Linked DNA regions of Homo sapiens: region 2 is linked to region 1. Evidence: chromatin loops called from intact Hi-C (ENCODE). Cell type or tissue: gastrocnemius medialis. All regions are shown on one strand. Links, peaks and the distances in the headings refer to the core of each region. The heading gives the core; the rest is flanking DNA. Region 1 has its middle 230 kb from the start of LINC01624. Region 2 has its middle 30 kb from the start of PSMB1.

Region 1 (15,249 bases), core at 4,095-12,094:
AGGGTGGGAGGGAGATAGACAGAGACAGAGACAGAAAGAGACAGAAGGAGAGAGAGGGAGGGATAGAGGGTGGGAGGGAGATAGACAGAGACAGAGACAGAAAGAGACAGAAGGAGAGAGAGGGACAGAGAGAGAAAGCTCTAAAGGATGTCCTGCTCAGAGTAGTGAAGAAATAAAAAAAGTGGAAAAAGTTGGGAGAGAAAGCCCCAAAGAGAATGGGGTGGGAGGGAGAGAAATAAATTCCACTTTTGCTTAAAGTTCTTAAAAAATAAAAATTCCTGAGAGTATTTAGGGTGATAATTGCCAAGCTAATTATTTTTGTTAAAGTCAAGTTGGTTTTCTAACACTATGAAATACAATAGACCAAACTATTTTACCCACATTCTTGATGAAACATCGTCTGTTTAAACATTCCCTCTTCTAGCCATGATGGGGTGATGAGGACTGGCTTTGCGCCCCTGCTTTAAACAACTCAGGACCGGAATCCACGCGGCTTCTGGGCAGCAGGCAGCACAGGGCAGGGGCCCTCAGGGAGGTTCCAGCCAGGAGGGGACAAGCTGTTGACTTCCCGCCCGGAGGTCACAGTGCAGGAAGGGGTTCGACCCATTTGGGGGACAGAGGTCACAGTTCGGAGAGGACAGAGGCTAAATTTTCATTGTCAAGAATGGCGAGCTCCAAGGGCGGGTCCAGGGGTCCGAGGTGGGTCCCCAGGCTGGGTGCAAACTGAGGAAATAGCTCAGGGTTGAGGAAGAAGCTCCAGGGGTCAGCAGAGCCAGTGGGGACCCAGGCAGGGCTGGAATGGTCAGTGCTCCCGTCAACCCAGTGAAAGGGCCTCACGGTGCCCAAGGCCAAGCAGAAGCCTCAGTGGGCGCCCCCCACCCTGACACATCGGGCCCCATCTGGAGACTCGATCGTGACAGTGGACATGCTGTTGGCATCTGGTGGGCAGAGGCCAGGGATGCGTGGAACACATGCTGTGCTCAAGACCCCCTGAAATGAAGGGTTATCCAGCCCAGAGCGTCCACTGTGCCAACGCGGAGAAACCCCGGCCTGCATCAGCGCAGGCTTGGCCTACAGAGTGATGGTCTCTCGCTGCTAATTCTTGGTGACACCCTCTGTGGCTGTAGCACTGCCCTCTGAGCTCCTAGTACCTGCTCCTGTCTCCCTGGAGGGTCCGTGTGTTGCTCTGGGAGCGTGGCCACAGTCGCACCATCCATGCAGTTCAGCTGCGCCTCTGCTGTGTGTTCCTGTGTTGGGCCTGAATTTGAAGTTTGGAGGCAGTGTCTTCTGCTGACCATGTTCCTGGGAGAAGGCCTCTGGTCCCGCCTGGGGGTCACTGCCTCCTGTGATGGTTGAGATGCAACTTGAGGCTGTGATTGGTGGCTCTTAAGGAATTCTCAAGGGCAGTTTTGACTCTATGAGATTATTACCTGCGATTATTTTATACCTAACCCCCTAGTAAACATGGATTCTGAAGGAGTCGAGCATTTATTCGGTACCAGGTTACAGCTGGATGCCTTGATGGGTGCTTGCAGGGTGTGTGGGAAACGGACATGAGGTCTGCTCCCTCCCGGACATAGACTCCAGCAGGGCCCCATGGGCCACCCTGTGCTAAAGCAGAAATTATGCCTCAGGAAGGAGAGACTTGAGGAGGGGCGGCGAGGCAGTGCCGGGGCAGGCGGTCATGGGCAGGTGTGTTCAGCAGCCTGGAGGGTGCAGGCAGGAGGGATGGGTTTTCTGGAGGAAACGAGGCCTCGGGACTCATCCTCTGCTTTGCTGAGCCTCTCCCTCATGCATCAGATCTAATGCCAGGGCCTGGCTTCCTCAGCCCTTGAGTTTCTGCGATGGCTTCTCAGAACCAAATGTGGCCATTTGTGCCATACACATGCGTGTGCCTCCAGCTCCATCTGTGACGGCCGCGGCGAAGAGGGGAGCTGTTTGACGACCTTTCTGCCATTTTCATGAGAGTCCTGCTTGCAGGACCAAAACACACAGGAAATGTGACCCGACATGCTTGGGAACACATTGGCCTCATCTGGAGGAACTGGCTGGAGCGGAGGGACAGCATCTGCTTGGAAAGGCTGGGCTTCACAGATGTCCAACAAAAACTGGGGGACGGCGGGACCCTTACAGCCCAAAGAACCCTGAGGAGCAGCCCCCTTTCGCACGTGGAGGGGCCGGGGGCTTGCAGAGTGTGACGCGTGGTGTTGGTGAGGAGGCACGTGCTGTGCAGCCGTGGCCCAGGGCAGGGCGAGGCTGACGCGGGAACCAGGGAGACTGGGATTGGTGATGTCTCTGCAGCTGGATCGTCGAGGACCCGGCTATTGCTCTGTGTTAAGCGGCCTCCTGGGGGCACGGCTGCGTGTTTTAGCTTAAGTGCACAAGGGTTCACTGGACAGCTCAGTAGGCTGGGCTCTGCGGGGACGTGGCCACCATGTTCACCGTGGGAGGTCCTGCTCCTCACCCGACGGATGCCTCTGGCACCAAACCCTCCCACCAGCCAGGCCTGCCGCGCAAAGCCTCCCAGGCAGGAGCTGAGTTAGGTTTTCAGCCAGGGCCCAGAGGCCCTGAAAAGCCCGGGCAGTTACGAAACAGCATTTACGTAAAGGATTGATTCAATTACACAGGGCAGGAAGCATCAGCCAAGTGGGTGAAACCCAAAATTCCACCCCGTCGAGAGGCTCCCTGAGCCTGGGCTGACCAAGAGCCACGAGCTCAGATGGAGCAGGTTCTGTGTCCAAATGTGGAGCCCAGCCAAGCTCCTGCACGCCTGAGGCTTTCCAGATGGGCAAGCACAGTCACAGTGCCGTGGTCTTGAGCAGCTGCAGGAGATCCGAGTGGCTTCCCCTCAGGATCCAGAGCCGCCCTCCCCAGCCTTCCTGATGCAGGGAAGAGAAGGCAAGGAGCTTCTGGGAACTCGCCTGACCCGGGTGCTCTGCTCGGACATCCAGGAAAATGCAACGTGGAACTGCTGGTTCCCGGGCACCCTAGCATCCACAGAGGACCCCGTAGAACTGGATGCCACCTGCCGACAGAACACGCTCTCATCCAGCAAACACCGAGCCCCACTGACGGGAAAGAATGAGTCAAAAGAAAGAAAGAAAGAAAGAAACACAAAACCACTGAGGGAATTCCTGGGAAGCAGAGCCAGACCAAGCCTGTCTATGGGGGTCCCCGGAAGGTCACCACCTCTCTGGTGATGACGAGGAGTGAGGATAAGCGCGACCCCATTGCCCACCTCAACCTGCATCTGGGTCTAGAAATCAAGGAGGAGGAACATGGTGTGGAGGGAGGCGCTGCTGCTGTTGAAGAGTTTTCAGTTTGGTGGGGATGAAATTGCATTCTGAGAACGAGGCCATGGACGGATTCCGCGTTCATTTTATGGAGAAATAAGCCAGTTAAAATCACTGTGATAGGTGTCATTTGTTAAGCACTTTAGAGGTACTAGATACTGGGTTAATCTCTTTACACACATCACCCTCTTCCAGCTTGCGATGACTCAATAAAGTAGGTGGTTTTATTGTCCCCATTTCACAGAGAAGAAAACGGAGACTCACAGATGTACAGGAACCTGTTTGAGCAACTCGGCCACTCTGATGCCCAAATCTCAGGAGCTCCGGGCCAGGCCACCTAGCTTGGGACTGCAGGCTTCCAGTCATCCCCAGTGCTCAGGGGACCCTCCACCCTGAGCTGAGCCTGGCCAGATGTGGGATTCCCGAAGATGTAAACAGCCTCTTCCTGGTGGTCACGCAGTCGGCCGCAGCCCTGGTTGAGTCACACGGGCAGAGCTGGAACATCACAGTCTCTTCCTCTTTTTGGAAGGAGGAGGGAGGCTGTGGCAGTGTCTCAGGGCCTGCTCTGCTCCTTCCCAAGTGTGAGCACAGAGAGCCCACACTGGCCCCCAGGACCTGCCCCCACCGTGCTCCCCGAGGACACCGAAGGTCCACCACCGGGACCAGTCCCCAGAGTCTTTGGTTGTAATTCGTCTTTATCACCTTAAGGGGCCTCAGTGGGGCTACTGCAATCCGTGGGTACTCATGGCCAATGTGCGGCCCCCATCTCCACTTCTGTGATGCAGCTCTTCTGGGAGCACAAGCTCCCTGAGCTTCCTCCTCACCCTAGGCTCTTTCTAGAAGCCCTGGCAGAGCCCTGGTATTAAATGTACACCTGTAAGAGAAAGACCAGAAGCCCGAGCTCTGTCTTAAACCTTTGCTCAGCTTTACAGCCCAGCCAAACTCAGACTGTTAATGAAGAAATCAGGTCAAAATTTTAATTGCATAAACTTACTGCCTTACGGGTCACATTGCTGGCAGTTTCTTTGGGAAAGGATTGAAATCATGCCTGTCCTTGGGCAGGACACGCAGAGCCTGTTCTCAAAGATGGCCGGAATGTTAGAGCGGAAAGGACAGTTCTTATCTACTGTCTTAGTCTGTTCCTGCTGCTATAACAAAATATCTGAGCCTGGGTAATTTATAAAGAACCAGAAGCTATTTCCTAGTGTTCTGGAGATGGGGAAGTCCAAGGTGGCGGCACTGGTGTCTGGTGAGGGCCTTCTTGCTAGGTGCTCAGTTACACGCTCCCTTCAACCTCCAGTCCTTCTGTGAGGGCACTGATCCCAGTCATGAGGGTGGGGCCTCCCAAAGCCACACCTTTTAATATTGTTGCTTTGGAGATTAAGTTTCAACCTGAATTTCAGAAGGGCCGTCATCATTCAAATCACAGCAGCTACCAAACTGGCAAAGCTTTTCCTTTAGGAAAAATATTCCCATGGTTAGCAAAGACGTGGGCGGGCCTCTCCATCTGCTTCGGCTGGGATTGGAGCCCCCCTCTCTAGGATGTAATTTGTCAACACATTTTCCAAATTCTTAAAGTGTGCAAGTTTTTGCCCAGTGGAGTCACCGTAGAGTGAGGAGTTGGGGAGGGTGTAAGGAAATAATGAGGTACACAAAAATTTGGCTATGAGCTGTTCATTAAGAGGGAAAAATTGAAACAACAAAGGGAAAGATCTAAATAAATTATGGCACATTGATATGATAATATGGGGTCGTGAAAATGCTGAGTCCCCTGCATCAGGCTGGTGTGGTTCAGGAGCCAGCCCTCCATCAACTCTGTTGGCCTTAGGAGAGCTGGTAACCCCTCTGTGCCGCAGGCCCTCATTGGCCAAGTGGGGACAGAAATCACACCACCTCACAGGACAGTCAGTAAATACCCAGCCCTCACCCCATGCCCCACATGCACTGTGTGCTATTATTATCATGAACTGTCAATAAAAAGCAGCCCCTGAGGCTCGCATGTACTTCTGTGTTATAAAGACCACACACTCACCTACATTAGGAGATTGTACCCACAGGATCATACAGGCAGCTATAGGTCTACAGGTCCTATAGATCCCATAGGGCGAGGTCTGGAGCGGCACTCACAATCACTTCTGTGTGGAGGGCTTGGGGAGGTTTCTGAGGCTCCTCATGACACATATGTTTTTGTTTTTCTGCAATGGGCATCTTTTGCAATCAAAAACCAACATCAGCTCTTGTGAGAAACGTGAAACATACATCTAGATTCAGCCTCGTGGCTTCATGCCCATATTCAACACCCGCTTCAGGAAATCCCTCCTCAAAAAATCCAGAATTTCGTCGGCGGTGGTCTGCGGTGCTTCCTCTTACTCACGCAGCAATCGGCGTCCTGTCTCGTGTTGGCCACTATTTTCAGATTAAAGTTTTTTCCCTGAGCCACTTTAATAATTCGAAGCAAACTGAAAATACGGTGGTTTCTTCCTTCTTTTTCTTTTGGTTTATTTTCTTTCTGTTTTTCTTCCTCCCTCCCTCCTTCCCTTCCCTACTTCCAACTACGCACAGTTTTTCTATAATCACAAAATACTAACTGCGAGAAGGAATAGAGAAAGCATTTCTTTTCTCTGTGACCTGCGAACACAGGGCAGTGATGGATTGTGCACTGCCACGTTCCGAGGTGGAGACCAGCAGCCCTGCATTGACAGTAGTGACTTTCCTCATGCAACGAAGCCATGCAGAGACAGCTACAATGTGCTTATCATTTGGGGTGGCAGCTGGCTTCCGACTCTCACAGGTCTCCTCACCTGCAGCCGTGCGCACACCCCACAAAGAGCTGGCATCACAAAGTTAACTCAGAGCCCAGAGACGGGAGATGTCCAGGCCCAGTGGAAGGCTCCGGGGAAGGAGTGTTGTCTCCCTGTCAGAGAAGCACTTAGACAAGCACTTGGCTTAAAGTCAGAGTGGAGAACATTCTTCTTCATGCAAAGTTAAACGGGAGTGAAGCCCAGGGCAGTTCTCATTCGCTCAGATCTGCCAAGAAGCCGAAGTGCATGTAGAGCCTGTCCTGCCTCACAGAAGGCCCCGCACACCCACCACAGGCGACCACGCACCCCGTGCCGCCCACACCACCCACCACAGGCGACCACGCACCCCGTGCCGCCCACACCACCCACCGCAGGAGACCACGCACCCCGTGCCGCCCACACCACCCACCGCAGGAGACCACGCACCCCGTGCCGCCCACACCATCCACCGCAGGAGACCACGCACCCCGTGCCGCCCACACCATCCACTGCAGGTGACCATGCACCCTGTGCTGCCCACACATGCCCTAGGTAGACCTGTTGCCTGTGGCTGTAGAGGAGATGGAAGCCATGCATTCCTGAGACACACGTGGGCTTCCAGGGTTGCCAGGTGGAAATTAAAGCCGCATCACATGACCCTCATGTGGATGGGGACGTCTGAACCATCCACAGGGCTCAGGAACAGAAACCTGGTCAGGTGACCAAGAGCAGGCGGAGGCCACACTGAAAATGTTGAGTTTGGGTCTTGCACCAGCAGGCCCTCAGGGTCGTGGATGGGTATCACTCTTGATGCTCATGAATGAGTGTGTCCTTGCCAAAGTCCCGGCCATAACTGGGAGTCCAGTTCTGTGGGAAGTGCTGCCGACCTGTGTGTTAGGCAGAGTTTAAGAAACTGAACTCTGGGTGCCAGGCCAGAAAAGCCAAGAGACGTTGATCTAGGATTGCCTTCTTCTTTTGCTGTCCTGGGATTAAGGCACCAGAGAGCAGACCCTGGTCACAAAGCATCACAAAGACCAAGGTAACAACTCAGCCAAACTCCACCTGCCTCTGCCACTTGATGCCACCGGAGATTCTGTGTCACTTCGAGTTCCTGACTTTGCAGTGCTGGGAGTCTGGAGTTGGCCAGACAGCACCACACACATTTCTTCATTTTGCTGGCTTGCCAGCCGTGCTCAGGGTGCTTTCCCACTAGACCAGCAGGGATGACAAAGGTCCCACTGAGACAGAGAAGCCCACAGGTCCAAAGTCCTCAGAAGCAGCCGCAGTACCAGGCAGACCTGAAAGAAACGCTTCGAGGACCAGGAAGAAGTGATGGAGGAGAGAGGGAATGTGGGCTCTGTGGAACGGGGGTCTCCCATGTGTAGGTTCCCTGGAGCACAGGTCCTGGAACTTGGGGCTCCGTGGACACAGCTTCATGGATGCAGGTGCTGTGAACACAGGCTCTGTGGAACATAGGCCTCCCATGTGCAGGCTCCCTGGAGCACAGGTCCCTGAAACATGGGGCTCCGTGGACACAGCTTCGTGGATGCAGGTGCCATGAACACAGGCTCTGTGGAATGTGGGCCTCCCATTTGCTGGCTCCCTGAAGCCCAGGTCCCTGAAACGTGAGGATCCGTGGACACAGCTTCATGGATGCAGGTGCCGTGAGCACAGGCTCTGTGGAACGTGGGTCTCCAATTTGCCGGCTCCCTGGAGCATAGGTCCCTGAAACATGGGGATCCGTGGACACAGCTTCATGGATGCAGGTACTGTGAGCACAGGCTCTGTGGAATGTGAACCAGCCCTCTCACTTAGCCACAGTGGCCACCTTTCAGCTGGGGACATGCATCTGGCAGTAGGCTCTGGCATCCAAGTTTGGCTGTGTTTAGTTAGGACCACAGATATTTTCTCTTACCTGGTGTGAGCCAGGGCCACAGCTCAAGGGCTCCTGCACAAAGGGCTGGTTAGTGGTGTGCAGATCCGAGCTCAGGGACCCTCCTTTCCCAGTACAGTCTGGGTGTGCACCTCCAGGCGGCTTCCTTATCCTGAAATGAAGGCAGTGCTGCCAATTCATCATCACTGTGGCTATTTTGAGCTACTTGTTTTCTTGCAAAATAATGGTCAGTGTTTTCTGAGCCTGTTACATGCCAGGCATAGTGATAACAACTTTACACCTGATGTGTCACAGCCCCTGGTGGGCACATTCACTTGTACCTCCTTTGGGTAACTGGCCAGTGGAGATCCAGGCTCTCTCACAGGTCATAGGTCTGGGCCACATCAATGCTGTCTCCCCATCTATTCTTACCTGTGTGAAAGACGGCCCACCTGCCTCAAAACTGACTGTTCAGCCACTGACGCAGGCAGTGCTGTTAGGGCCACACAGTGTTCAAACTTAGACACTGCCATTTGGGATGAGGCACTGTGGAGACCGCCTCCTGTGTGGCGTTGCAGGGAGAAGGGAGCAGCCCCGTGTGGAGGGTCCTTCACACCCCAGCTCTGCCCTCATTGTAAATACTTCTCTGCAGGGACAAGTCTGTCCTGCACCGAGGGACACAAAAGCCTCTTCCACCTCAGCCTTTAGTCTAGTGGATCCGTACCAGACAGGTATGAGGTTATGCAGGGCTGCAGCAATTCTTCAGTGGCTGGGCTGTTGAGACTCTGAAGATGTGATCTGGGGCGAGGGGGACCGTGCCTGAATGTAAACGCCGGAGAAAACGGTGGCCTTTGATTCCTGACATGTGGATGCTGTGGCTGCAGTCCCTGATAGCGCCTGTCCTCACTTGAGGACAGCCAGTATCTCAGCCAGTGGGACCCTGTGTTCCAACTAGACTGCTGGCATTTTTCTGGATCTTGTTACTCTGGGACACCCGTTTAAAGAGGTGGCTGATATGACAAATGTGTTAATAACGGACGTCAGATTGTTCTGCCATCCCTGCACCAAGGACACACAAACAGCCATCTCCCTCTACAGGGAGCATTCGGCTAGACCACAAGTCTCTGAGGCCGGCTCAGAGTGGGGGTCGTTCGTTTCTGTTCCTCCAGCCAACAGGCTACCTGCCTGTGGCCAACTGAGCCGAACCGAGCCAAATCTTTTATGGATTTTGAGTAAATTTTCTTCTTGGGAAGAAATGGGTATGACTTTGAGTCATACCACGTGACGTCTAAAATTCGCAGATTATGAAAAGGGGATTTTTTTATCACAATATTTTGGCTGATTATAAAATCAAAGTAATGTAGCACTAACAAGAGAAACCGTGGCTGCGATTGCGCTCCTGAAGTTATAAATACAGAGTAAACACATCCTCTGAAAAGGAGTTTGGAAGAAGGAGACTCCAGTGCACAGTTTGCAAACCGGGAAGATGCAGCCTTTGGTGTAAACAAATGTACCTGGAGAACAAAGGGAACGTTCCGGTTTTATAGCAAAAGCTCCCACCCAGGTCTCAGTCAGGTCTGTGTATCCAAATGAAGGATTCAAACTTGCTTAGTTCTGATTGGTCAAGGCAGCTGAGTTCTGATTAGTTGATAACAGTCGGGTCTTGATTTGGCCAAAGCCAGTGAGCTCCGATTGGTTGGATTGGGTGAGCTCTGATTGGTTGGATCAGGTGAGCTCTGATTGGTTGGTTCAGGTGAGCCCAGAAAGTATCCCAGGTGCAAGGGTGCGGTTTTGGGGGGACTCTGTGTTTGTATGACCTATAGACAGCAAACGGCCGCTGGGCTCTATTTTAGCCACTCAGGATCCACCTTGAAGGACTGGCTCTTTCAGCTTCACCACTGTTCCCAGGAGTGGCCGTCTCTCATCCGGCGATACCTGGTCTTACACTGGGCTGAGAATCGCATTCACGCTTATTCTTATACTTTACGGTCTAAAATGCTTTGCTGTTAGCTCTTAGGTTTAAATCCCAGTCCTACTTATTAAACATGGAATTTGAGTAAGTAATTTACCTTTTTCAAGCCTCAATGTTCTTGTCTGAATAAAAAGGAAATGATAACACATCTGTCACTCGGGGCTGTTGGGAAGACATCCTGAAATCATTACTATGGCCACACTCTTGCATCCATTAGCTTCTAGTGTTTTGTGAACCAATTATATTCAAATCAAATTCTCCAGTGTGACTCAACAATCGCCATGTCCTATTCCATGTTTAGAAACATGACCTTTCCCTTCTGAATCTGCAAGGGAAACGGGGCTGTTTCCAGACAGTAACTGACCTTGAGCAGGGGCTGAAAACTGGCCCAGGGTCACACCTGTCCTGCCACAAGTCTGTAAGTGTATTAATCTGTTCTTGCACTCTTTATAAATGTCTAGAGGCTGGGTAATTTATAAAGAGAAGGGATTTCGTTGGCTCATGGTTCTGCAGGCTGTACAGGAAACATGGCCGGGGAGGTCTCAGGAAACTTACAGGCATGGCAGAAGGCAGAAGGCAACGGGGAAGCAGGCATGTCTCACATGCCCAGAGGAGGAGGATTAGAGATGATGGGGTAGGGGTGGTGGAGGTGCCACACACTTTTATAAACAATTAAATCTCACAAGCCCTCATTCACCATCACGAGAGCAGCACAGGAGAGAAATCCGCCCAATAATCCAATCACCTCCCACCAGACCCCACCTGCAACACTGGGGCTTACCATTTGACGTGAGATGTGGGTGGCTCAGAGCTGGGGTGCTTCGTTATCATCTTGCCAGCCAAGATGCTGCCCACCTATGGCAAACTGGGCTGAACTGAGCCAAATCAAGTAAAGTTTATTAGAATATAGCCCTGCTCTTCTGATCACAAACTGTCCCGGGTGGTTTTCATGTCACAGTGGCAGAGTGGAGTAGTGTGGCCGGCAAGGCCTGAAGTATTCACTTTCTGGGCTGTTACAGGAAAAGTTTGAGGGCTCCTGGCGCAGAGAAATGCTTCTCACACCTTCCTGGGCACAGGATTTACCTTGAGCCTGGCTGGAATGATGGTTTTGATTCCTGTACCTGCAGTGGGACCTGAGATCCTGTGTTACAAAAGGCCCCACATGCACGGGTGAAATTTTTGGTAGGAGAATGACAGACCCCTCTGCACCTGGCCAACGACGCTAGGGACAGCTAGCAGGAAAGTGGACCCCCCTGCCTACTGGGTCTGCACAGACCCCATCAGTAAAACACCTTCGTTCATTTTAAATTTCACTGGTGGCAAGAGAGGAGGCTCTGGGCTGATTAATCAGAGCAAAGAAAGAAACTTGTAGCCTTTGCTATTGTGCACAAAAAGAGTCAAACGCTAGAAAATATTTGAAGAGATTTATTCTGAGCCAGATATGAGTGACCATGGCCTGTGACACAGCCCTCTGGAGGTCCTGAGAACATGTGCCAAGGTGGTCGGGGGACAGCTTGGATTTATACACTTTAGGGAGCCATAAGACACCAATCCAAGACATTTGAGAAGTACATTGGTGAGTGGCTTGGTCCAGAAAGGTGGACAACGCAAAGCTGGCAGGGAGGGGAGGCTTCCAGGTGTCAGGTAAATTTAAAGGTTTTCTGGTTGACAATGGGTTGAGTTTGTCCAAAGACCTGAGATGCAGCAGAAAGGAACGTCTGGGTTAAGATAACGGTGTGGAGAGCAAGGTTTTGTCATGCAGATGAAGCTTTAGCTAGGAGGCTGCAGACAGAATAGGGTGCAAAATGTTGTTGTCAAAGTCTGTGCTGCTGTTAGTGAGGGGTACAATGAGACGTGTGTGACCCCCGCTTCCCGTCATGGCCTGAACCCACCTCTCAGGTTACATTTTAAGAGCCCTGGCTGAGGAGGAAGTCCATTCAGATGACTGGAGGGCCTCAGAGTTTTGTTTTTGGTTTACACTTTTCAAACAGAGATGTCTTTCTTCCTTTTGCCTTTCTTTTCTGAACAGCTGTGACTTCTGCTTGGACGTGGATCTGTGGCAGCCACACGCCTATGGTGGGACCAGTTCTTTCTTAGAAGCACAGTGTGTGACTGTCTTCTCCTGGGATCGAGGACAACTCCACGGCCTCTTCCCTTAAACAGGGATCTGATCCTCCCAGTAAACTTTCCTTCCTGTCGCGTGCTTGGGTACTCTATAAAAATGGAAGTTTAATCAATATTTTAACTTACATATTTATTTATAGACGCCTGGTTTCTCAAGGACTTCAACCTCTAAGTTCACAGTGGTGTTCCTGAGCACCCGGGCAGTCACTCCTGGCAGATGGTCCGAAGCTCAAGGCCAGGCTTGGGACATTCCGGCGGCCACCCTTCCCCACCTGGCTCTAACAGACTCCCGATGAAACCGTCTTTCTGCAGGGGGTGGAAGGGAATGGGGATGTTTTGATTCCTGGGGAGATGATAATTTGATTTTTCAAATCTTGAATATGGACATATGTGATAGGCAGTTAGCTAAGAAGATATTTATTATTCAAAAAGGAGAATCACTTTGTAACCTCACAGTGGGCAAGCAGTGGTAGCATTGTTCCCCCAGTGATGGAGGCCCACAGCCAGTGGTGACCACTAGTACTTCGTAAGCCCCAGACACAGTGCCCCAGCAAGGACATGGTGGACCAGCAAGAACACATAGGAACAGCAAGGACACGGTGGGCCAGCACGGACTCAGAGGGACAGCAGGGACACAGAGGGACAGCAGGGACACGGTGGGACAGCAGGGACACGGTGCACCAGCAGGGACATGGTGGGACAGCAGGGACACGGTGGGACAGCAGGGACACGGAGGGACAGCGGGGACACAGTGGGACAGCAGGGACATGGTGGGACAGCAGGGACACGGTGGGACAGCAGGGACACGGTGGGACAGCAGGGACACGGAGGGACAGCAGGGACACAGTGGGACAGCAGGGACATGGTGGGACAGCAGGGACACGGTGGGCCAGCGGGGACACAGCCAGCGGGGACACGGAGGGACAGCGGGGACACAGTGGGACAGCAGGGACATGGAGGGACAGCAGGGACACGGTGGGCCAGCAGGGACATGGTGGGACAGCAGGGACATGGAGGGACAGCAGGGACATCGCGCCCAGCAGGGACTCGGCATCACCTCTGTGGCATTCTTGCCGATAGTGCCTCACTTCAGTCCAATTGGACAGACCAGATAGTTGGCAAAATAACTGATCAAGTCTTCCAACGTGTCAAGGTTCGAAAGACAAGGGAGCAGCCACGGCCACAGGCAACTGGACGCAGGGGACCACCCTGATGGACCCTGGAGCAGAAGCCGGGCCCATGTGGAAACACCATGAGGTTTATCTGAAGTCTGCGTTTCATGAATAGCACTGTGTGAGTGTCCTGGTTCTGGCAGTCGTGCTGGGGCTAAGGGGCTAACTCAGGGAAGTTGGATATGGTGTGTCAGGAAGAGCTGTTATTTTTGTGACTCTACTGTAAGACTAAAATTAGTTAAAAGTACAAAGGTAAACAGAAAATAAAGAATGTGTCTGACATCGTTCAGAAGAGTTTGCACGTCAGCTAGAAACGGAATGACTTCTTCCCAGAGCCTGGCTGGGGTGGTGACTGGAGGTGGGCTCCCTCATACCTTTCCGAGGGTCGGCCTCCTGATTCATGCACACCAGATGCACAGGCCGTGAGCCAGAGTGTTTACTTCCTGGTTCCACTTGGTGTGCACGTGGGAATAACCCCCAGGGGTTTGTAGACGTCCAGTGAACTGAGCCCCCCTCAGACCCGCTGAGTCCATCCAGATCCTCTGGGATGGGAAGAAAGCATTTGGGTTTTTGTGAAAAAGAACATTGGCTTGTGGTATCATGTTTTATAAAAGACTTCTTCACTCTTTCAGAACATTTGCTACAGGATAACTTGCCAACTTATTTTCAGGAGTGTAACGTCTATGTAAAATTTTCCCAGGTTGGAGGCCACGAGGACCAGCCCTCTGCCACGCACAGATCTGAGAGCTCGCACTGTCCACAGTCAGAGGTGAGCTTGGGCCGGGCTTTCCTGGTCATCAGGGTGGTGTCCGTGCACATCCCCCAGCACAGCTGGGAAGCAGGACCCAAGTGCTCATCATGAATCTGACCTTCGCCCCCACTGCAGCCGTCATCCCAGGGAACACAGCAGTTACTGTAGCACTCATCCTCCTAACAGGACCTCCCCCCAGCAGCCCTGAGGGCAGGGATCCTCCTTGTTTCTGTCTCACACAGAGAAGGTGCTTAACACTGACCTTTATCTTTCAGCAAGTTTCTAAGCAGAGACATGCAGAGCTTTCTGCTTTCACATTTGAACTAGTGGGGTGGAGCCAAACCCCTGGTCTCTAGAAGGACATGCAGGTGTGCCAGGTGCCCAGGACAGCAGAATGTCCATGTTGTCCTCAGGGCCCTCGGTGGGAAGCACCCATGGCCAGCGCTGAGGGCACCGTGGTTGTCCCCATCCCTCACTGGCGTCTGGTTCACACGAGGATAACTCGAGCACCCATACCCCCACACCCTCCCCTGTGACAGTGTGGGAGGGTCCAGAAGTGTCCGGAAGCTGACTCTTGGTGGACATTCGGAGCACAGAGCATCTCGCCAGCTGTTTTGTGCTACCACGAAGGTGCCAAATGCCACGTCATGCTTTCAGAATGGAGTGTTTTAATTGAGATATTTAGCTAAGATAAACAAGACTTTTTGTCATGTCTCATTTGCTGGAAAATTAGCAGATTGAAAAGGCTTGGGGGATAGGCACATGAGAAGCATTGCAAAACTGAAACTGAGCCTTAGTAAGAGCTGAGACGTGGGTGTGATTGGAGCGGCCTCTGAGAGCGTGTCTGGGTGGGGGCTGCTGGTCCTGGGCCCTGGGAAGCAGGTCCAGGTTGGGGCTGCTGGTTCTGGGCCCTGGGAGGTGTGTCTGGGCAGAGGCTGCAGGTCCTGGGCCAGGTCAGGAGCTGGGATGTCCTGCTGGGACCCTCAGGCTCTGGCAGGTAGTCATGGTGAAAATGGCTTGACCCCGAACACCTGAAAGGTGATTCACTGCTGCTCTGGCAGAGGGGAGGGATAATCCTCTACTCTTAGCAGAGGATCCTGTGGGGCTGGGTCTCTTGGTGGAGATGCCTGGGAGATTTTGAGTGTCCCAGAGCACATGGGGCCGACTGAGAAAATTTCCAAGTGTTCCCTCACCTCACACTCAAAATGCTTGCATTTCAACATCAGAGTTAAACTCTAACAAAAATTAAACAGGCACACGTTTCCCCAGGGTGTTTTGTGAACC
Region 2 (15,249 bases), core at 3,264-11,263, 480 kb before region 1:
CCATCCTGCTGCCTACTTCTGGTTGTGAGAGAAACATTAAATCTGTGAGCAGTGCAAACTTCTTTCCATCCCTCCTCTGGAGTTCCTAGCAGCAGGCCTGGGTCTAAACGTGGGAAGGAGCTTCAAATCTTTTATTTCAAGTTGTCACTTCTATGGAGGGGTAGTAGCTCTGTCCATGGGCAATTTGGAATGTTGGAGGAGCCTGAAGGCAAGTGGAGTTAGGAATACAAGTGTCTCACCCTTGAGTTCCGCTCAGCAGAATGAAGAGTATGGGTGCACTGCTTCACCCACAGGATTGCGCTGATTTATCTGTTGACATACTGTGCTAGTTTTCTCCCTAGACCGGGAGGACCGATAGTGTATGTGGGTGCATTTCAAGGCAGCCACTTTGTATGGCCACTATGTCCAATGAAAGGAGAGGCCTGTGGCCCCACTCTTGTCATGAGCACCCTCCCAGCCAGGCTCGGTGTCTTGTGCCTCCTCCGCCAGACAGAGCTTCATGTGCATCTGCTCCACTCTTGAATGAGTTTAGCTGCCAATTTGCTCTCCCTTGTCTGAATGGCTCCTGGAGCTTGTGAATCATCTTTGAAAAATATTTCTATAATGGGAAAATATTTTAAAAACAGCATGGGGCGTGAGCAGATGTCCACAGGGCTGATTGTTAGAAAGTATAGGTGATCGAAAGTGTGATCCTCCCACTTTGTCCTCAAGCTGACCAATGGCCTGACCTCTTCTGCAGTGAGAAGCTGCTGGAGAGTTGGCTGAGGGTCAGGAAATCAAGGGACCTTCATTCTTCAATGAAAGCCAGGCTCCACATCACCCTCCAAGAGGCCGCCAGATGGCAGTGTTGACTCATCCAGCCTCTGTGAGAACCACAGTTTTCTAATGCTCAGAAAACTGCTACCACAGTTTTCCAGTGCACAGACTTTACTGAGTGACTAGGAAGGGGCCTTGAGCCTAATCATTAATCCTGTTTTATAACCTGGAAGGAGGTACACCTTGTTGCTGTCCTAAATCTCAGCTATTCCTCAGATCAAAGCGGAAAGGACAGAAGGAGATAAACCCAGCAAAATTGGTAGTAACCTATGCTGGAGGTGTGCAAAATTGGTAGTAACCTATGCTGGAGGTGTCCTAGGTGTATGCAGGGGTTGGGAGGTGGGTGGGTGGGGGAGAGGGAAAGGGGGAGAGAGAGAGAGAGAGAGAGAGACAGGGAGAGAGAGAGAAAGAAGAAGAAGGAGGAGGAGGAGGAGAGAAGGGAGCAGGGGACTGGTTGTGGTTTGGAGAGACAAAAATCAGAACACAGAATTTTTTTGGAGCTATATACTTTCATAAACAAGGAAACTAATGGACAGAGAATACATTAAAGTGCTCTGTGCAGGCTGCTGACTAGTGGCAGAACAGATTAAGACTCAGTGTTTAGTTTTTCTACTTCTCTCTCTCTCTCTGGGTTTCAGTGTTTAGTTTTTCTGCTTCTCTCTCTCTCTCTCTTTCTGGGTTTTCTTTGTTTTGTGCTATCAAGTTCTTCTTATTTCTTTTACTTCAATAAATTTCTTTCAAATGAATCTAAATGTTATGATCTAAGGACACAAGTTGATAAATGCAATTAAGATTCTTGGTTGAAGATTTTGTGTAGGTGGTATTAGTAGAAAGTATCCACAAAGTCATGGAGCAAAATCTCAGATTTACAAAGTTCTAGGTCTGCCTTGGCCTTCCAAAGTGTTGGAATTACAGGCATGAGCCCCTGTGTCTAGCCTTATATTGACATTTTTCACTTGCATTTTAGAATTGATTGTTGAGAACCCCTTGAGTGACCTAGGTCAAGAGACTGCTGATCTGTCTGTGATGGGTTTGATATTTTTTTCTCCTCACCAAAAATGCTAAGAACATTCATTTACAAAACTGGAGACATTGGTAAGCTCTTACCTTTCTCATCCTGTGGGACTGCACCAGCCTGTCTTACTGCTTCCTGGGAGGTTCTATGCACAAATTCTCTGGGACCTTCTCAGGTTAGGCAAGACCTCCAGAAGACCTACCAGCTATCTTGCTCCTGAAGTTCAAGGCTCTGAAAGCCTTAAATGTCATGAAGCATGAAGCATTTCCAGGAAATTTGTGGTTTTCTCTTGAAACTTCCCAAAGAGAACTTTTTCTGAAAACTGTTTACAGCAATTTGATGGAGACCAGCATTTCCGAGGGCCCAGAGGAAGGATCAGAGAACAAGGACAGTGACAGGGGGATTTGGTCATGAGAGTCAGAGGCCCGTGTGATTTGCAATACTCCTTTCTGGAAGCTCTAACGAATATGAATAATCAAAGATGCCATTACTGCATAACAAGAGCATTGGACACTAAAATATAACTTTTCCGAGAAATTGAAATTTGCTTATTTATGTTGTTTATTTAGGGGTATGGTCAGGGTATTTTATTCAGACACTTAGTGTGCTCAATTTATTCATTTTTTCAACAGTATTTCTGGAGCTCCTATTATGTTCTAGGCACTATAAAGACACATGCACACGTATGTTTATTGCGGTACTATTCACAATAGCAAAGACTTGGAACCAACCCAAATGTCCATCAGTGATAGACTGGATTAAGAAAATGTGGCACATATACACCATGGAATACTATGCAGCCATAAAAAATGATGAGTTCATGTCCTTCGTAGGGACATGGATGAAGCTGGAAACCATCATTCTCAGTAAACTATCGCAAGGACAGGAAACCAAACAATGCATGTTCTCACTCATAGGTGGGAATTGAACAATGAGAATTGTTCAATTGTTCAATTGGCAATGCAGGGCCTGGGAAGGAGCTTCCTGCAGGCCGAACAGAAACAAAATGACACTTCCCTCCATTCTAAGCCAAATAACCTAGTGGTTCCTGTATGTGCCTCAGAGTGAAATTGAAATCCTAACCCTGAAGTCATTTTGTAGAGGCCTTAAGCTTCTTGTTGTGAGATGTTTCCTGGTTCCCTTCAGAAAAGGGCTCTGACAGGGTTTAGCAGAACTATTGATGGACGACTTGGCATGAGTACATCTGGATACATCAGAACTTTGTCACAAGAGTGGTGTTTTAGTTTTAAATTCCTTAAATAACCAATAATTGGGACATGGTTAAGTAATTTATGAAATGTTCACTACATGAAATATTTTCTGGCCATTAAAAGTGGTGGCCATGAAGACCTGGCAGCAACATGTCAGAATATTAACGCAGAATGCTAAATGAAAATCAAGAGTCCAGAATTGTACACAATGACTGCAGGTGTGTGAAAACATGAAAATGCAGACGAAGAACATCCAAATTAATGTAGTGGACTGGCCCCCTATAAATGAACCAGTGGACTGGTTCATTTTATTGACCATTTTAGGACAAGACTTTATACATTTGGAATTCTATATTTAATAGCACCCCTTGAATTTTTGCATGATTTTAAAAGACCAACCAAACTTCTTATAATACTTAAGTTTGATTGTGGCTGCAATCTAGCAATCAATTTAATGAAAAATATCTAACTGGAAACTTTGAGTTGATAAAAAATCTGTTTGATAGATTATTTCACTTTTAAATAGCCTGTTGCTATCAATAGATACATCTGATCATCTCCTAATTAGTAAATAATGAAGACTGTTGTTTTCATAAGTATTAATAAGCCACAGATATTCTGGGATGGGTTGCTGGCAGGAGGAAGATGTTGACTTGCTAACTGAGGAGTATGAACCCGGTCAGTGCTGCTTCTGTACATAAAGACTGTTAGTTTAGATGATGGCCTCACCAAAATAATATTCTGATTTGTCTGCTTGATTATGAAGGTGCACAATTAGCAAGAAAAATCTGAGACTTTTTAGACAGACGTATACAAAACCTCTGGGTTGTCTTGAGAAAACCCAGAAAACCGACTTCTCTCAGGCTTCATGAAGGGGAAAAGGTGTTTTAACCTTTAGCACATGTTACAAAAATCTAATACGGCAAAAGATATTGAGAAGTGGAGAGTTTCACTAAAAATTATTGGGCTAATAAATGCTTAGAGCCAATATGTACACACAACACACACACACACACACACACACACACACACACACAAAGGAAAAAGCTAATGGAAAACAACTAAGCCCTATTTTATTCCGTTGGAAGCCGTGAGCAATGCCAAGTGTCCACACTTAAAAATGAGATACAAACACGTTTTCTCTCATGTTTTTCACAAATTTGAAGGAAACAATTATCAGTCAAGACTTGTCAGAAGATTTGGTATAAATTTAAGGGCATATTTACTTTCTCTTGTCACTTTAACAAGTTTATGTTGTCCCGTGTCCCTTATAAATCTGCTAGAAAAATAAGTTTGGAATTTCAAAGTAGAAAAACCTTGGAAATAAGATCTTCAGTGGCTTGAAGTTTACACCCAGTCTGGAGCTAGGGCCTCCACATGCATCAGCACATCTCATTCTTGTGTGAAAATTTTTAAATTGATATGTAGTATTTGTACATATTTACAGGGTACATGTGATATTTTGTTATTGCATAATGATCAAGTCAGGGTATTTGGGGTGTTCAGCACCTTGAGTTCATCACCTTTCTATGTGTTGGGAACATTCCAAGTCCTGTCTTCTAGCTATTTTGAAATATGCAAATATTGTTGTTAACTGTAGTCACCCTACTCTACTGTCGAACAACAGATCTCACTCCTTCCATCTAACTGTCTGTTTGTACCCATTAATCAACCTCTCTTTCTCCTCTCCCCCACACATACCACCTTCCCACCCTCTGCTAGCGACCGTTCTACCTTCTACTCAGCACATCTCATTCTGACTCTTCCATCTGATGTGAGCAAGTCTGTCCTGAATTAGAGCTGTTTTCTAGAGGGCAAGATCTTATCTTTGTTTATTATTTAAAGTGTCCAGCACGCTTTGATTTATTACTAAGCACGAGCTATTTTTTACTTGAATTTCTATAATGCTTTGTTATTCATTCGTGTTTTTTATTATGGAAATGTCAAATAAGCCCCTTGTATATTTCACCCACCACTATTCATGGTAATCTTATTATCGTTGTTTATTTTGAAGTAAATCCTATAATTTTATTAGTAAATATTTTAGTGCTCCTAAAAGATAATGATCGCATTTAAAAATATAATCACAGTATCACAATTGTACCTTTAAAAATTAACTATAATCCCTCAACATTCAATATGCAGTCCATGTTCAAATTTCCTTGATTGTCTCATAAATGTCTATTAACATGTCATTCAAATCTGGAAACAAGCCTTTTTATCTCTCTCTCTCTCTCTTTCCTTGAAATTTACATGTTGAAGAATCCAAGTCGTTTGTCATGCAGAATCTTCCACATTCTAGATATAAATGATTGCATTCCTGTAGGTTCTGTCCTGTCTTTTCCTATAAATTGGCAGTTAAATTTAGAGGCTTGATTAGATTATGTTCAATTTTTCATCAATAAAGCAACTTATGTTCATATAAATCTTATCATTGCTTAGATGAACAAATTAGACCTGTTTCTTTTTCTTTTCTTTTCTTTTTGAGAGAAGGTCTCCCTCTGTTGCCCAGGCTGGAGTGCAGTGGTATAATCATGTCTCACCGTAGTCTCTACGTCCCTGGGCTCAGTGGTCCTCTCACCTTAGCCTCCTTAGTAGCTGGAACTACAGGTGTGTGCCACTATACCTGGCTAATTTTTGTACTTTTGGTAGAGACAGAGTTTCACCATGTTGCCCAGGCTGGCCTGAAACTCCTGGGCTCTAGGGATCCACCCCCCTCAGCCTCTCAAAGTGCTGGGTTTATAGGCATGAACCACAGCACCTGGCCCAGACCTGTTTGTATTGGTTAAATGATAATGTACTAGAGGAGAAATCTTTTTTGTGATATGACATATCTCAAAGTATCATTGATTTTTGAGTTTGTGTCAATATGAGATAAACTTTAGTTTCTAAAAATAGCCACAAACTTTCTTTAGATCACAGAATCACAGATTCCACTTGGGCAGGACTTGAGCCTCTCACTCATGTAGGGCCCCTTTCCACCTTCCTGGAGGTATGGTCACCTGTCCTTTGCGTGACCAAGTCGGGATGAGGAGTTAGTTACACGCAGACAGGCCACTGGTAAGTCTCTCACAGTATTCCAGCTTTTCCTTCAAGGCATTTTTCTTCTAGGGTTGTTGTCTATTTTGTTGTTGTTGTTGCCTGTTTGTAACAGGTTTCTATTCTATCGTGTTACCCTGCTCTGTGTTAATAATATAAATACCTAACAAATTTTCTAGACTATCTAGCCCTTTAACTGAGGGTTTTTTTTTCTTTTTCTTCTGATTCTTTTTACAGCTAAGCCCCTATACTTAACACTCTCTTTTCTCTGCTCCTGATGGTTAACACCTTGATTTACATACTTTATTCAAGGGATAATAGTAATACTGTATTGCTATTAGTCTCAGTCACCTCTGTGTCATCTTTCCTACTGCTGTGTTGAGACTATTTTGGGGAGTGTGCCTCAGCGACAGCTGTGAGCCACATTTAACCCACCAGCTGAAGTCTTGCAAAGTGCCCTTCATGTTCCCGCGTGTACAGATGGCTCTGCCTGATACTAATGGCAGCAGCAGGGTAAATGTGACTGAGGCGTCTTCTGGGGAGGCTCAGGTGGTCCAGGTTCCCTTTTAGAAACTTCAGAGTCAAGCTATTCGTAGTGGTGACTCTTGTACGCTCCAGCTGCCTGGCCTGTTCCCTACCCATGGGGGCTCAGATCCCTGATGGCCTTAAAAGGAGAGGGCTTGAGAAAAATGCCACCCTGAGTCAGGGTGTGGGCTGCACAGGCCAGCAGCTTGTCTCTGAGAGTGATGCCAAGGGAGTGGTTTGCAGGAGAGAGAGAGGGTTCTCCAAGATATCAGCCTCAAAATAGCCTGGCCATCCTGAACTTCCCTTAATAGCCTGCCACAGATCAATCACCCACAATCTAGGGAAAGCCTTTGTAAGCCTATTTGGACATTATGCTTGTGCTGCCTTGAAGAGCAATTGAATTCCACCTATTATTCTGAGGCATAAGATATTTTTCCGTCCTATTTTCCTAAAACTAAAGCTATCTCTAAGTTTTGAGAGTATCCTCTTGCCTCTGTGGCCTGGGAATGGTGGAATGTGATGAGAGTGACAGGGTGGCAGCTGCACCCAGGATGCTGACTCGGTGTCACTGTCGGCTTCAGTTGATGTGGCCACCACACGTTAACCACGTGACATCAGTTTCTGGGCAGAAGTTAAGTGTCTTGCCTTCTGCAGTAGATTTTATCTCTAAGAATTGTCCAGAAAAGGAAAAGCCTGTTTATCTCAATTTCCTCTGTGATTATATTCCAAAATAAGCTTCCATAGGAAAAACATTCTATGCAAGTGTGGCAGATGGCCTGGGCTAGGCCACAGCGATTCTCCCTTCCTTTAGAGAAGTACAGCCGTGTCAAGTGTGTGTCCCCGAGGATTGCATTAAGGAAGACTTTAAGAAGAGTTATAGATTGGAAGGGAATTTATGTGATTTTTCCCTCCAGAATGCATCTGAGCAGGGCTCACTCAGCAGGTGGATGACTTGGGGCCTCAGAGAAACCCTGGGTTTTCCAAGGAGCCCTGAATGTTTATAAGACATCAGGTTAGAACAGGAGTCCAGGGGCGATATGTTAGAAAACCTAACAAGAACTGGACATTTACAAGAAGTCAGGTGTAAGGACTGAGGAGACGTGGTTTCTTTACTTTTGCAGAACAGCTGTGCAGCCAGTCCCTGGGATGGGCTCCTGTCCGGGGCTGCGCACTCACAGGCTGCCAGAGTGAGCAATGGAAAGGCAGGTTAGGCTTCTCCCCATGCTACTCAGGCCGCTGTGCTCCACCACAGCCTACGGGAGGCAGCCAAGCTCCTCTGCTACGTGTACTGTCAGAGGCTGGTCACCTCCCCTCACTTTTAAGGGTCTCTGACCCTCACTTTTCTGGCAACAGCAAGTTGCTTATCGTTGCCCAAAGATACTGAAGTGGTTGTAGGCTCTGGAATCCAAAAGACAGAGAATCAGGCCTACCCCATCTCTTCCTGTCTGTGTGGCCTCAGGCAGTTAGTGGAAGTCCGTAGGCCTTGCTCCCTCACTTATGAAATGTGGATGATAGTACCTTCCTCATAGGCACCCAGTGAAGAGTACATGAGATAATGTTTGTAAAGCTCTTGTTCCAGTGCCTAACACAGTACGTCCTCAGTGAATCACAGTTATTCCTGTTATGCCTTACAGGCTATTTTCCCAGCGGGGACCCACAACCCCTCCATGCACCCCTAGCTCCCATATGCCTGGAAACTCACATTCATCTTTCAAACGTGAGTCAAGTTTTGACTCAAGTGTGCCTCTCTGTGAAGCTGCCTCTGATCCCGTCCCCCGCCTTCTTTTTCTCTGTCCATTTCCATTTCTTATGACTGCATAGTATTCCATAGTGTATATGTACCACATTTTCTTTATCTAATCCACTGTTGATAGGCACCTAGGTTGATTCCATGTCTTTGCTATTGTCAGTAGTGCTGTGATGAATGTGTGTGTGCATGTCTTTTTTTCTTTTTGAGACAGAGTTTCGCTCTTGTTGCCCAGGCTGGAGTGCAATGATGTGCAAACTCTGCCTCCTGGGTTCAAGCAATTCTTCTGCCTCAGCCTCCTGAGTAGCTGGGATTACAAGCATGCGCTACCACACCTGGCTAATTTTGTATTTTTAGTAGAGACAAGGTTTCTCCATGTTGGTCAGGCTGGTCTCAAACTCCCAACCTCAGGTCATCCTCCAACTTCGGCCTCCCAACGTGCTGGGATTACAGGCGTGGGCCACTGTGCCCAGTGCATGTGTCTTTTTGGTAGAATGAATTGTTTTCATTTGGATATATACCCAGTAGTGGGATTGCTGGGCCAAATTGTAGTGCTGTTTTAACTTTTTCAAGAACTCTTCAAACTGCTTTCTATAGTGGCTGAACTAATTAACCTTCCCACCAACAGTGTATAATTATTCCTTTTTCTCCACAGCATCACAGCATCTGTTGTTTTTTGACTGTTTAGTAATAGCCATTTTGACTGGTGTGAGATGGTATCTCATTGTGGTTTTGATTTGCATTTCTCTGATGATTAGTGATATGGAGCATTTTTTTGCGTTTGTTGGCTGCATGTCTGTCTTCTTTTGAGGAGCGTCTTTTCATGTCTTTTGCCCATTTTTTAATGGGGTTGTTTTTTGCTTGTTCATTTGTTTAAGTTCCTTGTAGGTTCTGGATATTAGACCTTTGTCAGATGTGTGTTTTTTGAATATTTTCTCCCATTCCGTAGGTTGTCTGTTTACTCTGTTGATAGTTTCTTTTGCTGTGCAGAAGCCCTTTAATTATGTCCCACTTGTCAATTTTTGTTTTTGTTGAAATTGCTTTTGAGGACTGAATTACAAGTTCTTTCCTAAGGCTAATGTCTAGAATGGTTTTTCCTAGGTTTTCTTCTAGGATTCTTAACAGTTTGAGGTCTTACATTTAAATCTTTAATCCACATGAACTAATTTTTGTATACGGTGAAAGGTAGGAATCCAGTTTCATTCTTCTGTGTATGACTAGACAGCGAACCCAGCACCATTTATTGTTTAGAGAGCCCTTTCCCCATTGCTTATTTTTGTTGACTTTGTTGAAGATCAGATGGCTGTAGGTGTGTGGCTTTATTTCTGGGTTCTGTATTCTGTTCCATTAGTCTATGTGTCTGTTTTTGTACCAGTGCCAAGTTATTTTGGCTACTGTAGTATTATAGTATAGTTTGAAGTCGGATAATGTGATGCCTCTGGCTGTGTTCTTCTTGCTTAATATTGCTTTGGCTATTTGGATTTTTTTTTGTTCCATATGAATCTTACAGTAGTTTTTTCTAGTTATTTGAAAAATGACATTGGTAGTTTGATAGGAATAGCATTGAATCTGTAGATTACTTTGGGCAGTATGGCCAGATTAATGATACTGATTCTTCCAGTCCATGGGTAGGGAATGTTTTTCCATTTGTTTGTATCATCTATGATTCCTTTCAGCAGTGTTTTGTAGTTCTTCTTGTAGAGATCTTTCACCTCCTAGTTAGATGTATTCCTAGGTATTTTATTTTCTTTGTGGCTGTTGTAAATGAGATCATGTTCTTGATTTGGTTCTCAGCTTGAATGTTATTGGTGTATAAAAATGCTACTGATTTTTATACATTGACTTTGTATTCTACAACCTTACTGAAATTGTTTATCAATTCTAGGAGCCTTTTGGTGGAGTATTTAGGGTTTTCTAGGTATAGAAACATATCATCTGCTAAGAGAGATAATTTGACTTCTTTTTTTCCTATTTGTATGTCTTTTATTTTTTTCTCTTGCCTGACAGCTTTGGCTACCACTTCCAGTACTATGCTGAATAGGAGTGGTGAGAGTGAGCATCCTTATCTTGTTCCAGTTCTCAAGGGGAATGGTTCTAGTTTTTTGGCTATTCAGTGTGTTGTTAGCTGTGGGTTTATCATAGACAGCTCTTGTTATTTTGAAGGGTGTTCCTTTGATACCTAGTTTCTTGCGGGTTTTTATCATGAAGGGATGTTGGATTTTATTGAAAGCTTTTTCTGTGTCTGTGGAGATGATCATATGGTTTTTGTTTCTAATTCTGTTTATGTGGTGAATCAGATTTATTGATTTGTGTGTGTTGAACCAATCTTGCCTCCCAGGAATAAAGCCTAATTAATCATGATGAGTTAACTTTTCGATGTGCTGTTGGATTCAGTTTGCTAGTATTTTGTTGAGAATTTTTGCACGTATGTTCATCGGGGATATTGGCCTGCAGTTTTATTTTTTTTGTTGTTGATGTGTCTTTATTAGGTTTTGGTATCAGAGTGATACTAACTTTGTAGAATGAGTTAGGGAGAAGTCCCTCCTCCTAGATTTTTGGGAACACTTTCAGTAGAATTGGTACTAGCTCTCCTTTGCACATCTGGTAGAATTCAGCTGTGAATCCATCTGGTCTGGGGCTTTTTTGTTTGATAGGTTTTAAAATTATGGATTCAATTTTGGAACTTAATATTGGTCTGTTCAGGGTTTCAATTTCTCCCTGATTCGATCTTAAGAGATTTTGTGTTTCCAGGAATTTATCTATTTTTTTTTCTAGATTTTCTAGCTTGTGTGCATAGAGGTATTCATAATAGTCTCTGAGGATCTTTTGTATTTCTGTGGGATTGGTTGTGTAACGTCACCTTTGTCATTTCTGATTGTGCCTATTTGGATCTTCTCTCCTTTTTTCTTTGTTAACCTAGCTAGTGGTCTATCAGTCTTGTTTATCCTTTCAAACAACAAACTTTTGGTTTAGTTGACTCTTTGTATGGATATTTCGGTCTCAATTTCATCCTGTTCTTCTCTGATTCTAGTTATTTCTTTTCTTCTTCTAGCATTGGGGTTAGTTTGTTCTTGTTTTTATAGTTCCTCTAGGTGTCATGTTAAATTGTTAATTTGAGATCTTTCTAACTTTTTGAGGTAGACGTTTAGCACTGCAAATATTCGTCTTAACACTGCTTTTGCTACATCCCAGAGATTTTAGTATGTTGTGTCTCTGCTTTTATTTATTTCAAAGACTTTTCTGGTGTTTGCCTTAATTTCATTGTTTACCCAAGAGTCATTCAGGATAGAGTTGTTTGATTTCTATGCAATTGTGTGGCTTTGAGAGGTCTTCTTAGTATTGACTTCTATTTTTATTCTACTGTGGTCTGTGTGTATGGTTGGTATAATTTTGATTTTTTTGAATTTATTGAGACTTGCTTTATGGCCAAGAATATAGTTGATCTTGCAGTATGTTTGGTGTGCAAGATGAAAAGAATGTATATTGTGGGTTGATAGGTGTATTCTGTAGATGTCTATTAGGTCCAATTGGTCAGGTGTTGTATTTAAGTCCAGAATTTCTTGGTTAGTTTTCTGCCTCTATGATCTGTCTAATGCTGATAGTGGGGTGTTGAAGTCCCCCACTATTATTGTGTGGCTGTCTAGAAGTACTTGTTTTATGAATCCTGTTGAATTGAACTCTTTATCATTATGTAATGGCCCTTCTTTGTTCTTTTTTACTGTTTGGCTTAAGGTCTACTTTATCTGATATAAGAATAGTGATCCCTAATCTTTTTTGTTTTCCATTTGCATGGTAGGTTTTTCTCTAACCCTGTACTTTGATCCTATGGGTGTTGTTACATGTGAGATGGGTCTCTTGAAGATAGCAGATAGATGGGTCTTGTTTTTTAATCCAACTTTCCACTCTGTGTCTTTTGAGTGGGTGTTTAGACCATTTACATTCAACACGAATATTAATATATGAGGTTTTAATCATGTTGTGAAGTTCTTAGCTGGTTGCTTTGTAGTTTCTATTGTGTGGGTGCTCTGTAGGATCTGTAGGCTGTGTACTTCAGTGTGCTTTTGTGGTAGCCAGTATCATTCTATTGCTTCCATGTTTAGACCTCCTTTAAGGATCTCTTGTAAGTCTGGTTTAGCGGTAATGAATTCTCTTAGCACTTGCTGGTTGGGAAAATATTTTATTTCTTTTAGCTGAGTTTGGTGGGATATGAAATTCTTGGTTGGACTTTCTTTTCTTTAAGAATCCTGAAAATAGGCCCCCAATCTCTCCTGGCTTGTGAGGTTTCTGCCGAAAAGTCCACTGTTAGCTTGATAGTGTTCCCATTGTATGTGATTTGACTTTTTTCTGTAGCTATCTTTAAGATTTTTTCTTTAGAGTTGACCTTGGACAGTCTCATGACTCTCTATGCCTTGGTGATATTTGTTTTGTATAGTCTCTCACAGGTGTTCTCTGGATTTCTTGTATCTGCATGTCTACTTCTCCAGCAAGAATACGGAAATTTTCTTGAATGATTCCCTCAAATATGTTTTCCAGATTATTTACTTTTTATCCTCTCTCAGGAATGCCAATAGTTTATAAGTTTGGTCTATTTGCATAATCTCTTAGTTCTTGAAGATGTTGTTCATCTTTAAAAATTCTCTTTTCTTTATTTTCGTATGACTGGGTTAGTTCAAAAGACTGGTCTTCAAGCTCTGCAATTCTTTCTTCTGCTTGGTCCAGTCTATTGATAAAACTTTCAATTGTATTTTTAAAATTTCTTAAGTGAGTTTTCAATTCCAGAAGGTCTAATTGATTTCCCCCTTTGGAAGATGTTTGTCTCTTTCTTCATTTCGTGGATTGCTTTGAAAGTTTCTTTGTGTTGATTTTCAACCTTGTCTTAGATTTCATTCAGCTTCCTTGCAATCCATGCTTTGAATTCTTTATGTGTCATTTTTGAGTTTCCATTTTGGTTATAGATCATTGCTGGAAAGCTAGTTCAATTCTTTGGTGGAATCACTATATTCAAATTTTTCATGGTGTCATAATTCTTGTGCTGGTTCCTTCTCATCTGGAGATGTTGACACTTCTAATTTTTGTGAATATTTTCATCCAGGATTCTTATCTTTTTCTTTCTTTTACTATAGTAGTATTATTAGTTTTCTTTCCTTTTCCCTTTACCCCCTCCCTAGGGGTGCAACTGTAGAGAATGCTGGGTAGGGTCTTTTGGCTTTATTTCTATAGCCCTGTGCACTTCTTTCAGCTTTTATATTGGGCTGTGCAGTTCGACCTACAATCCAGTAGATGGCACTTATAGGTAAGAGCCAGCAGCAGCCAACGTGGCTGGGTCTATACTTGATCCTTCTTTAGTGGCCGAAGCTTACCGTTGCCTCAGGCAATGGGGTGATTCTGGATTGCACAGTGGTCTGAGCTCCCTGCTCAGCCCTAGGGGGTGGAATGGGGGCCACAGTGGGCAGGCCTGGACTGGGCAGGTCTGCCTACAGGTCCACCAATGGCAAGCACAAGCATCCTTTTACTTTCAATCTCCCTGTATCATTGTATTTGAAGTGAGTTTCTTATAAACAGTGTATATTTGGGTCATGCTTTAATTCACTCTGCCAATCTCTTCCTTTTAACTGGTTTATTTAGAGCACTTACATTTAATGAAATTGTTGATACATTAGGTCTGAAGTTGCCATCTTTTTTTAAATTTTCTGCTATTTCCCTCTGTTTTGTTTTTCTGTTATCCCTACCTTCCTATATATTTCTTGAATATTTTTGTTTTACAATTCCACTTTGATTTATGTATTGCACTGTTTAGTTTATCTCTTGGTATCGCTTTTCTACTTATTACACAAAACACGGTCTATCTGTGTTAGCATTTTACCAGCTCCCGTGAAAAGTAGGAAAAAAGGTGACCTCCTTTATGTCACCTCACCCTCCTCATTTATAATTTAATAATCATAAATATTTGATATTAATAATATGTTTAATGTAATTGTCTGAAATATTTCCTCCATGTGTATTTACAACCACATCAGTTAGGGTTATAATTTTTGCTTCAACTATCAAACATAATTTAGAATATTCAAGAGGAGAAGGAAAATGTATTTTTTAATCTATATTTTTACTATTTTCCTTGTTCTTTCTTTTTTCCTAATGATTGAGAACATGTCTCAGAGCGTCTGAGGAATGTGAGATATGAATTTTTTTTTTGAGAGAGACAGGGCCTTACTCTGTCACCCACACTGTAGTGGAGTACAGTGGCATGATCATAACTTATTACAGCCTTGAACTCATGGGCTCAAGTGGTCCTCCTGCCCCAGCCTCCTGCGTAACCAGGACTACAGACATGCACCGTCATGTCAAGTAATTTTTAAATCAATCTTTCCTTCTTTTCTTTTTTTCTTTCTTTCGTGGAGACAGGATCTTGATCTTACTGTGTTGCCCAGGGCGGTCTTGAACTCCCATTCTCAAGTGACCCTCTCACCTCAGCCTCCGAAAGTGCTAGGATTATAGGCATGAAACACCATGCCTGGCCTGATATGGAAAATGTATCAGACGCAGAGAGACATAAACATGAGACTCTAATCATGTCCTCTGCAGCCATACCTGGGGGCAAGTTTTTAAAGGCATTTTGATTTTTTTTCCCTTTCTTCTAGTTTCCAGGCTAGCTGATAAATTACCTAAAATGTTACCACAAGTTGCACAATGTAACTCTCATCCATAATCTTCATGTTCATGGAATTTGTGATACAAAGAAAAATGTATAGCCAACCAATCACTTTTGTTATTTTAATAAAGCAAAGTAAATTATTGGTAAACAACTTAAGGACTGCACTTCTTTTTTGCTTTTACAAACCACTTGTAGTTACTGTTAATTGGAGCATGGATCAAGGCAACTTGCATGAGTCTCCTGG

What was found. A loop is a pair of places that touch in the nucleus more often than their neighbours do. Peaks named below come from ENCODE experiments on the same cell type or tissue, not always from the same donor. Only the 100,000 strongest peaks of a DNase experiment are listed, where the experiment ranks them.
Region 2: a loop joins it to region 1, with 5 times the contacts of the local background. A loop is called at or near these places in 2 of 110 quality-filtered maps.

Annotation. Positions count from the first base shown.
Region 1 is chr6:170,037,314-170,052,562 of GRCh38, reverse strand. No RefSeq gene overlaps it. Among named protein-coding and RNA genes, the nearest start is that of LINC01624, 230 kb to the left of the region's middle. RefSeq lists an enhancer at 14,612-15,249. In gastrocnemius medialis, for the core only: a CTCF peak has its summit at 9,067; DNase peaks (open chromatin) are centred at 8,252, 8,912 and 10,300; H3K27ac peaks cover 2,844 bases.
Region 2 is chr6:170,515,600-170,530,848 of GRCh38, reverse strand. No RefSeq gene overlaps it. Among named protein-coding and RNA genes, the nearest start is that of PSMB1, 30 kb to the left of the region's middle. In gastrocnemius medialis, for the core only: no CTCF peak of the experiment used is centred there; DNase peaks (open chromatin) are centred at 6,528, 7,178 and 7,838; H3K27ac peaks cover 6,312 bases.